Linked DNA regions of Homo sapiens: region 2 is linked to region 1. The links are chromatin loops, found by intact Hi-C in ENCODE. Cell type or tissue: transverse colon. All regions are shown on one strand. Links, peaks and the distances in the headings refer to the core of each region. The heading gives the core; the rest is flanking DNA.

Evidence for each region. Hi-C counts contacts between places; a loop is a spot of excess contacts. Peaks named below come from ENCODE experiments on the same cell type or tissue, not always from the same donor. Only the 100,000 strongest peaks of a DNase experiment are listed, where the experiment ranks them.
Region 2: a loop joins it to region 1, with 2.2 times the contacts of the local background. A loop is called at or near these places in 4 of 110 quality-filtered maps.

Annotation. Positions count from the first base shown.
Region 1 is chr12:109,613,035-109,617,422 of GRCh38, forward strand. No RefSeq gene overlaps it. Among named protein-coding and RNA genes, the nearest start is that of MVK, 41 kb to the left of the region's middle. In transverse colon, for the core only: no CTCF peak of the experiment used is centred there; no DNase peak of the experiment used is centred there; H3K27me3 peaks cover 1,762 bases.
Region 2 is chr12:109,693,831-109,698,218 of GRCh38, forward strand. No RefSeq gene overlaps it. Among named protein-coding and RNA genes, the nearest start is that of FAM222A, 18 kb to the right of the region's middle. RefSeq lists an enhancer at 2,002-2,811. In transverse colon, for the core only: no CTCF peak of the experiment used is centred there; DNase peaks (open chromatin) are centred at 2,242 and 2,561; H3K27ac peaks cover 299 bases.

The sequences.
Region 1 (4,388 bases), core at 128-4,127:
CATCCAAGCATCACAGAAGGGAATCTGAGGCCCAGAGAGCTGTCCCTTGCTCAGGGCTCCTGAGCCAGGGAGGTGGATACAGTGGTTAGAACCACAGATTGTGGAGTCAGTGAACTCCATGTTTGAGTTCTGGTGTGGCCACCTGCTGGTTGGTTAACAAGTTGCTGAGTCTCAGAGTCTCAGTTGCATCCTCTGCACATTGGGATAATAAAGGATTCCTCTGGAGACTGGGTGCTGTGGCTCTCACCTGTAACCCAGCTACTCAGCAGGGAGGTTGGCTTGAGCGGGGGAGTTCGAACCTGTAGCCCCGGTGCTACTCAGCAGGGAGGCTTGCTTGAGCCCGGGTGTTTGAGGCTGCAGTGAGCTATGATCACACCACTGCACTCCAGCCTGGGTTACAGAGTGAGACAGTCTCTAAAAAAAATCACATCCCCCTGCTAAGGCCGAGGGGACAAATGATGCTACACAGAAGACATTAGCACACAGAGAAAAGAAGACAGAGTTTTGGCATCTACAGGCTCCTTGAAGATCTCAGACTCCAGCCCATTCTTGGTGCAGAGGAGGAAACTGAGGCCCAGAGATTAGGGAGGGTTTCCACTTAGCCACCCCGCAGAACAGGGGCTTGTTCCTTGGCCCTGTAACTCCCGATCCAGAATGTCAGCCACCTCCCCAGCTGGCGTCGTCCCGGGAGTCCCCTCCGCCCCTCACCTGCCCTTCTCCCCGTGTCTCTGCCTTCGAGAGCCCAAGCTGCGGGCCCGCAGTGAGGAATGCCATTCTCCCTCTCCCCGGCACACTGAAGGTTTTGAAAGTTAAAGTATTACCGTCGGCTTTGTTGTTGCCTAACTACGACAGACAAATTGAGAACCAGTTGTCAAAATGTCAGTGCACAACAAATCAACATGCAGAACGAGTCTCAGCGCTCTGCGGTGTATAATTAAACAAAAAATCCCTTTTAGAAATTTCAGCGAGCGTTGGTTCCACTTTATATTTGTCTGTGTGATTAATAAAGGCAGCTAATTTTCAGACTTTAAAAACAGCTAGAAAATAGCTCCTAATTACATATTAGGTTCCTCGCGGCCCCCGCTGCGCTCCGCCGGCATTGGTGGGCCGAAGAATTTGGCAGAGTCTTAATTGCATTCTGAGCATCATCTAATTTTAGTTAAATGTAATGTAATCAGCAGCAGATGTCTGAAATAAAATATGAATTATGAATATGATGAAATTTCATTCTTGAATAAAAAAGTAATTTGCTATTTAGTTCATTAAAGTCATAGAGGTTTATTAGGAGCAGGTATATATGGCCCGATGAGGGTATATATTAAGTGATACTGGGAGACAGAAACCCCAAAGGGATGGGAAACTTCATCCAGGAGAGTTCAGTTATGATTAATGACTGTGGGGGCTGGAGAGGCTCCTGGGGACCCTGAGTTTACCCAGCCGGAGAATTCCCTCGGGCTCTTTGAGGAAGGCCCTGAGTTTTGGGACAAGGGGACTTAGAGAGGAAAGCCCTGGGTGCTGCCCCTGAGCCCTGTCCCACCCCTGACACCCACCCCCACCTCCTTACCGCTTCCAAGATGGGCACAGTGGAGAGCTGGCTCCTTGGACATTGCTCTATGCAGGACACTCACCTGGGCCTGGTGACACAGCATGAGGTGGTGATCAGCTTCTTACACACTGAGCAGAGATTGGGGCTCTGCCTCTCGCTGTGTGACCTCAGGCCAGAACCTCAGTTTCCCTTTCTATACAAGGGGACTAATCATAGTACCTATCAGACACTCTGAACAGTACCTGGAATGTGGCAAAGCCCTCGTTTAGCGTTAGCTGCTGGAGTTGCTGTTATTAGCTGTAGAGGTCATATTTTAAATTAGTATTAAAATGCCTTCTTTTGTTTTCAGTCTGTGTGTGTGTGTGTGTGTGTGTGTGTGTGTGTGTGTGTATGTGTGAGACGGAATCTCACTCTGTTGCCCAGGCTGGAGTGCAGTGGCACGATCTTGACTCACTGCAACCTCTGCTCCCCGGGTTCCAGTTATTCTCCTGCCTCAGCCTCCTGAGTAGCTGGGATTACAGGTGTGAGCCACCACATCTGGCTAATTTTTGTATTTTTAGTAGAAATGGGTTTCACCATGTTGGCCAGGCTGGTTTGGGACTCCTGACCTCAGGTGATCCACCTGTCTCAGCCTCCCAAAGTGCTGGGATTACAGGCATGAGCCACCGCACCCAGCATGTTTTCATCTTTTTTGTTTGCTGTTTAGAGATAGGGTCTCACTCTGTCACCCAAGATGGAGTGCAGTGGTACCATCATAGCTCACTGCAGCCTCCCAACTTTGGGCTCAAGCAATCCTCCTGCCTCAGCCTCCCAAGTAACTGGAACTACAGGGCACACACTACCACACCTGGCTAATTTTGTATTTTTTATTGTTTTGTAGAGACAGGGTCTCACTATGTTGCCCAGGCTGGTCTTGAACTCCTGGCTTCAAGTGATCCTCCTGACTTGGCCTCCCAAAGTGCTGGGATTATAGGAGTAAGCCATGGCACCTGGTCTGTTTTGTCTCGTAAGCAGCCTGTGATGCAGATCATAAGTTCTAGTCTGTTTTTTTTAGCTGAGGCTGAGGGAGGTTAAATGATGTGTCTGCAGTCACACAGTGAATAATTGCCAAAGTTGAGATTTGAACCAGAACCGTCCTGCTCCCGGTGTTCCCTGCTACATCCAGAGCAGTGCCAGGACAGCTGGCGGGAGTCCTGGCTGAGGATTCTGGAGGGGGTGGCTCATCAGCCCCAGAAGGAGACAGAGAAGAGTGAGGGACAGGCGGGTAGGATCTGCCAGAAGATGCTCTGGTCAGGTCGGGGACAGAGGCTGCCTCTCCAACCTCCCACTTCACACCAACCAATGATTTCCTGCAATTATCTGGAAAAGATTAATTAGTAAAGTGCACCATATTGACTGAAGGCCGCCCCGGCGATCGATAACTTGGGAAAGTCTCCCAGGTGCCCAGAGAAAAAAACCGAACTGGAAAGTGGGGGAGGAGGCTCATTTTGCAACCCTGGGGTTGTCCACTCGGCTCTCTGGGTCGGGGCCAGCTCTGCGTGACTCCCTCTTGGCTTCAAGCAAGACCTTTTTGCCTCTCTGAACCTGTTTCCCCACATGTAAAGTGGGGGGCTGGACTGACCCCTATCCAGGGATCTTCCTTCTACTGGAGGAAGTTCTGGGAGGAGAGCAGGCACTCTGGGGGTACCGGGGGCTGATCGGGTGGCTGCTGTGGAGGGAGCCCCCTTCTCTAGGGCTTGACTTTCCGCTGCTGATGTGGAAGACAGCTGGAGACCAAGGACGCCTCAGGGATCCATGGTGGCTGCCATCTGAGGGTGAAAGAGAATGTCTGGTCTAAGGAAGACCAACGTCTGCTGGCTACGGTTTCTGGCAGGGCAAAGAGTCAAGTGTGTGCATCATATGGGTTAAGATGATAAGCCAGGGAGACAGGGGAATAATAACCCCAAGTCCTCACTTCCCCAAGCATTGCCTTAAGGGTCTCCTTGCCTCTTTGAACCTCAGTATCCTTCTCTGTAAATAGTGCGGTCCTGTTGAGCTGCTGGGAGTCTCCGAAGGGTTGGTGTGAGCCCATGGCCCAGCCCGGTGCCTGCGCAGAGCAGGTGCAGGGTCAACAGAAGCTGCTGTCACAGTGAGCTGCTATAGTCTCCCCCAAGCCCCAGTCAGTATCCCAGCAGGACATGGCATTCCACTGGGATGGTACCAGCGAAGAGAGTTTAGTAAAGGGAGTTCTGTAAACAGAGTTGCAAACCAAACAGGGATGGTGAGACCATCAGGGTCGGGAAACAGCAAGGTCCCCCCTTCTCATTTCCAAGGTCTGATGGGGCAGAAACGGAGTTGCCAGATCCCACAAGGAGCTGGAGCCATGGAGAGGGGTGCCACGAGGTGAGCAGGAGCCTTCGTCACAAAGGGACAGATTATTGCCAGGAATGCAGCACTTAAGCCAGCTGAGTTGGGCAGAGACACCCCAAACTCTCCCTCTGCCCGCTCCCAGCCTCCCATTGGATGATTCCACCTGAAACTTAGAGGACAAGTTGCCCCTGGATGCTGTCTATGGAGGTCAGCTTCCCAGGGTAAAGAGCCAGGCAGGGAACAGGAGAACAGACCAATGGTAAAAGGGAAAAGCCTACCACAGCCCTTCTTCCCAGAAATTTGGAGAAGCGTTTTATGGGAGGAGTCTTCTGGGTGGCAGTGGGCAAGAGGGGGTCTTCACCAGGCAGAGACTTCACCCCATGTTGCAGACCCTGAGTCCCATGAGGCCTCACCTTGCCCATGAGAAGAATCTCACTTCACGCCCAGCACTCCTGAAACAGAGCTCCTTGGGAGTTGCAAGGATGTCAGACAC
Region 2 (4,388 bases), core at 279-4,278, 81 kb after region 1:
TGTCGGGTGCAGAAAAAAAAACACGCAAATTAGATTGTTGTACGCTCACATCCTCTGAGAAACAGGGTGTATCCAGAAAACATTGACAGAGAGTTAACACACATACACACAATTGTTAAAAGCAGCTACCATGGTGTATGACACATAGTAAACAGTCAATAAATAGTCGAGTGACCAACTGATGAATGAATGAATGAATGAATGAATGCCTTGTTGCTTCTGGGGAGTAGGAATGAAGGTCAGAGAGAGTTTTACTTTTTTATCTTCTATGCTTGCCTGTGACTAATTGTTTTCTATTTGCATATTTTCTTTTATAATTTTAGCTTTTGAAGTATAATTTACAGACAACAAAATTCACTGGTTTTAAGTGTATAGTTTGATGAGTTTTCACAAACACATACAGTCATGTAAACAACAACACAATCACTATGTAGAACATTTCCCCACATTTTCCTCCCTGCTGGGGCCCCAGCTTTGCCTCCTTTCTTGCCTTCGTCCTGAGAAAGGAAGTTGAGCCCAGAGAGGAGGCAGGAGGGAACCCGGGCCCCTCTGAGGGAATTACCTCGTTTAATCCCCACACAGCCTGGCATGGTACGAGGCTCCCTGTTTTAGAGGGGAAGGACAGCTCAGAGGGTGATGAACTGAGGATTCATCTCCTCCCCTGTATTGGCCTACTGAGATGCTTGGAAGCCCTTCAAGATCAAGGAGTGAAGGAAAAAACATCCTAGAAGCACTTGGACCACTGTGAATGTAAGAATGGAGATGGAGGCCGGGCATGCTTGCTCACACTTATAATCCCAGCACTTTGGGAGGCCAAAGCAGGAGGATCCCTTGAGGCCAGATGTTCAAGACCAGCTTGGGCAACATAGTGAGACCCCCCCGCCGTCTCTACAAAAAAAAAATTTTCTTAATTCGCTGGGCATAGTGGTGTGTGCCTGTGGTCCCAGCTACTCAGGAGGCTGAGGTGGGAGGATCACTTGAACCCAGGAGGTCAAGGCTGCAGTGAGCAGTGATTGTGCCACTGCACTCCAGCCTGGACAACAGAGCAAGACCCTGTCTCAAAAAAAGGGGGGCCAGGCGTGATGGTTCACACCTGTAATCCCAGCATTTTAGGAGGCCAAGGTGGGCGGATCACTTGAGGTCAAGAGTTTGAGACGAGCCTGGCCAACATTGTGAAACCCTGTCTCTACCAAAAATACAAAAATTAGCCAGGTGTGGTGGCTCACGCCTATAATCCCAGCACTTTGGGAGGCCGAGGTGGGCGGATCACAAGGTCAGGAGGTCAAGACCATCCTGGCTAACACGGTGAAACCCCGTCTCCACTAAAAATACAAAAAATTAGCCAGGTGTGGTGGCGGGCACCTGTAGTCCCAGCTACTCGGGAGGCTGAGGCAGGAGAATGGCGTGAACCCAGGAGGTGGAGCCTGCAGTGAGCCAAGATTACGCCACTGCACTCCAGCCTGGGCAACAGAGCGAGACTCCATCTCAAAAAATAAATAAAATAAAATAAAATAAATACAAAAATTAGCCAGGCATGGTGGCTCACTCTTGTAATGACAGCTACTTGGGAGGCTGAGGCGGGAGGATCACTTGAACCCGGGAGGTGGAGGTGCAGTGAGCCGAGATCGCACCACTGCACTTCAGCCTGGGCAACAGAGTGAGACTGTCTCAAAAAAAAAAAAAAAAAAAGGAGGAGGAGATGGACAAGGTCATCCTGTCGCCCCCTCTGGTCTCGCACCACTGGGGCATTGCAGGGAGCAGGAAACACCACTGCTTCTCTGGACTACTTGGGTCCATCTCTCCGCTGCCCCCACTGCACCGCCATGAGCTAGCCCAAACCCCTCCAGCTGTGACCTGTCTGACTACAGGAGGCGGAACGAAGGAGTCCCTCCCTACCTGCAGGGTGGAACGTTGGACCCCAGGGTTGGGAAGACGGAAGGAAGTAGACAGCCTCAGGAGACCCAGCTACCTGCCTCGCTAAGAGCTGTTCCTCCTACCTTCCTATTTATATTTCTTGTCGCTTTCCCTACCAATAAAATGGTAATAATCCATTTTTAGCACCCCCAAAGTCCCTACTGCTGGGCTCAGGGACACGAGATGCAGCCTCTGGCTGTCCATAAACACGAGAGACAGATGTTGTCAACATCTGGAGACAAGGGAGGCCCTGTTTGTGCCTGGGTCTGGGAAGTGTGCCCATCTGGGAGGAGTGTTCCAAGGGTAGGAGGCCCCCATCTGTCACTCACCTGGACTGAGGACACTTCCACCCCAGAGGAAGGCCCCTAGGCCCTGGCCAGGGCTTCCAGGCTTGGAGCCCCTTTGGAGGGGAAGCTGGGCAGGCGCCGACTGCCAGGAGGGGACTTCAAAGGCTCCCCTAATCCCTGTGACATTTTCAGACACAGGAGTTGGCTTTTTTCATGCTGAGGATCAAAGCCCAGAGCTTTATAAATAACCCTCATAAAAGCCAAGGAGCTTGTAAAGTCAAACAGTAAGTCACAAAGAGTGTGAGCCTTTCGGAGTAGGAGAGAGGCTGGGGAAGTCCAGCCCCTATCCTCGCTCCACCCCACCAGATGGCCACTCACCAGCACTCCCGGATGAGCCGAGAGATAGAAGGCCCAGTGGGAGGTCAGGAGGAAGGTCTGGGGGTGGCCTGGGTTGGACTTGGAGGTTCCTCTGCCACCCCTAATAGACATCCTAGATCTGGCCATTCATTCATTAAATCATTCTTTTGCTCATTCATTCTTTCAGTCAATCAGTCAATCAACAAACATTTCCTGATCCCATCCGTGGAAAAGACCTCTGGCCAAGGAACATGCACTTTGGGGTCACTAGGGTTCAAATCATAGTACTGCCTCTCCCAACGGGGTGATCTCCAGCAAATTACTTAATCTCTCTGAGCCTCAGTTTCCTCACCTTTAAAATGGGGATACATTTTGAACCTGTCCTAAGAGAGTTCTTGAGGAACTTCAGTGGGCATGGCAGGTGGGAAACACTCAAAACGTGGGTTATTATTACCATTAATCAGACAGCAATAGTAGTCATCAAAGGTGGTCTCTACAAGGTTGTTTTTGTTGTTGTTGTTGTTTTGCCTGGCTCTCAGTCTCCCCTAAATAACTTCCCCTTCTGCAGGGCCTAACTGGGAGGTGGGTTTTGGTTTGTGTTTTCTGTGAGTCACAGAGGCCATGAGTCATCACCCAAGAAGAGGCTGTTTCAGAGCCAGGGGGTCATAGATTCTAGTCCCATGCCCAGCACTTTCCAGCTGTGCGCCCTTGGGGGCCCCTGTCCTCCCTCTCTAAGCCTCAATTTCCTCATCTGTAAAATGAGGGCAGTGGGGAGGATCCAGTGAGGGTAGGAATATCCAGTGCCTGGCGCATAGTAGGTGCTCAGTAAGTGGCTGCGGATGCTTTTTTAGCCCTTCTCCCAGTGAGAATTTCCAAGAGAGAGGTCAGCATCAGTGTGGAAGAGATTAGAAGATGATGGGGGTCCCTGAAGCTCAGCATGTTGGAAGCTGCGGCCTGGGACCTCCCTTGGATGAGGAGGCCAGGAAGTAGGACAGACTGTACCAGTGTGTTGCCCTCACCTCATCAAAGGACCTTTTCTTTTTTTATTTTTCCTTTTTTTGTTTTTTCTTTCATGAGATGGAGTCTCACTCTGTCTCTCAGGTTAGAGTGCAGTGGCATGATCTCGTCTCACTGCAATCTCCACCTCCCAGGTTGAAGCAATTCTCCTGCCTCAACCTTCAAAGTAGCTGGGAATACAAGCACACACCACCACACCTGGCTAATTTTTGTATTTTTTTTTTTTAGTAGAGATGGGGTTTTGTTATGTTAGCCAGGCTGGTGTCGAACTCCTGACCTCAAGTGATGCACCTGCCTCGCCCTCAGAAAGTGCTGGGATTACAGGCATGAGCCACTGTGCCCGACCAAAAGAGCCTTTTCTAATTGCAGAGAGTAGCTTCAGGATATCAGTAAGTTCATTTCATAGATGAGAAAAACTATAGTCCAAGGTGGTGAAGGCATCTAGACTGGAATTCAAACCCAGGCCTGGCTGATTCCAGATTAGCCTTTTCTGCAGCTCCTGTACAGGCGCTAAAGGTGGGCAGCCCAGAGCCAGCTTCTCCCTGGCTTCTCCTAGGCAGCATCTAGCTGACCAGGTTATTCCAGAGAAGGCAAATTAGTGTCCAGGGCTGGCCTCACATCCAGGCATCTCCTGTTACAGGGGATTCAAATTTAGCTGCATCCACCCCAGCTGCCAGCATCCTGGTTCTCTGCAAAGAAGGTCGAGGGCCAGGAAGCCAGGCAGGCGTGCCAGCGAGTGCCATTCATTGGTTCAGCTACTCACTCATTCAGTGCGCGGTCAGTCACTGAACAAATGCTTATTAGCGCCTTCCA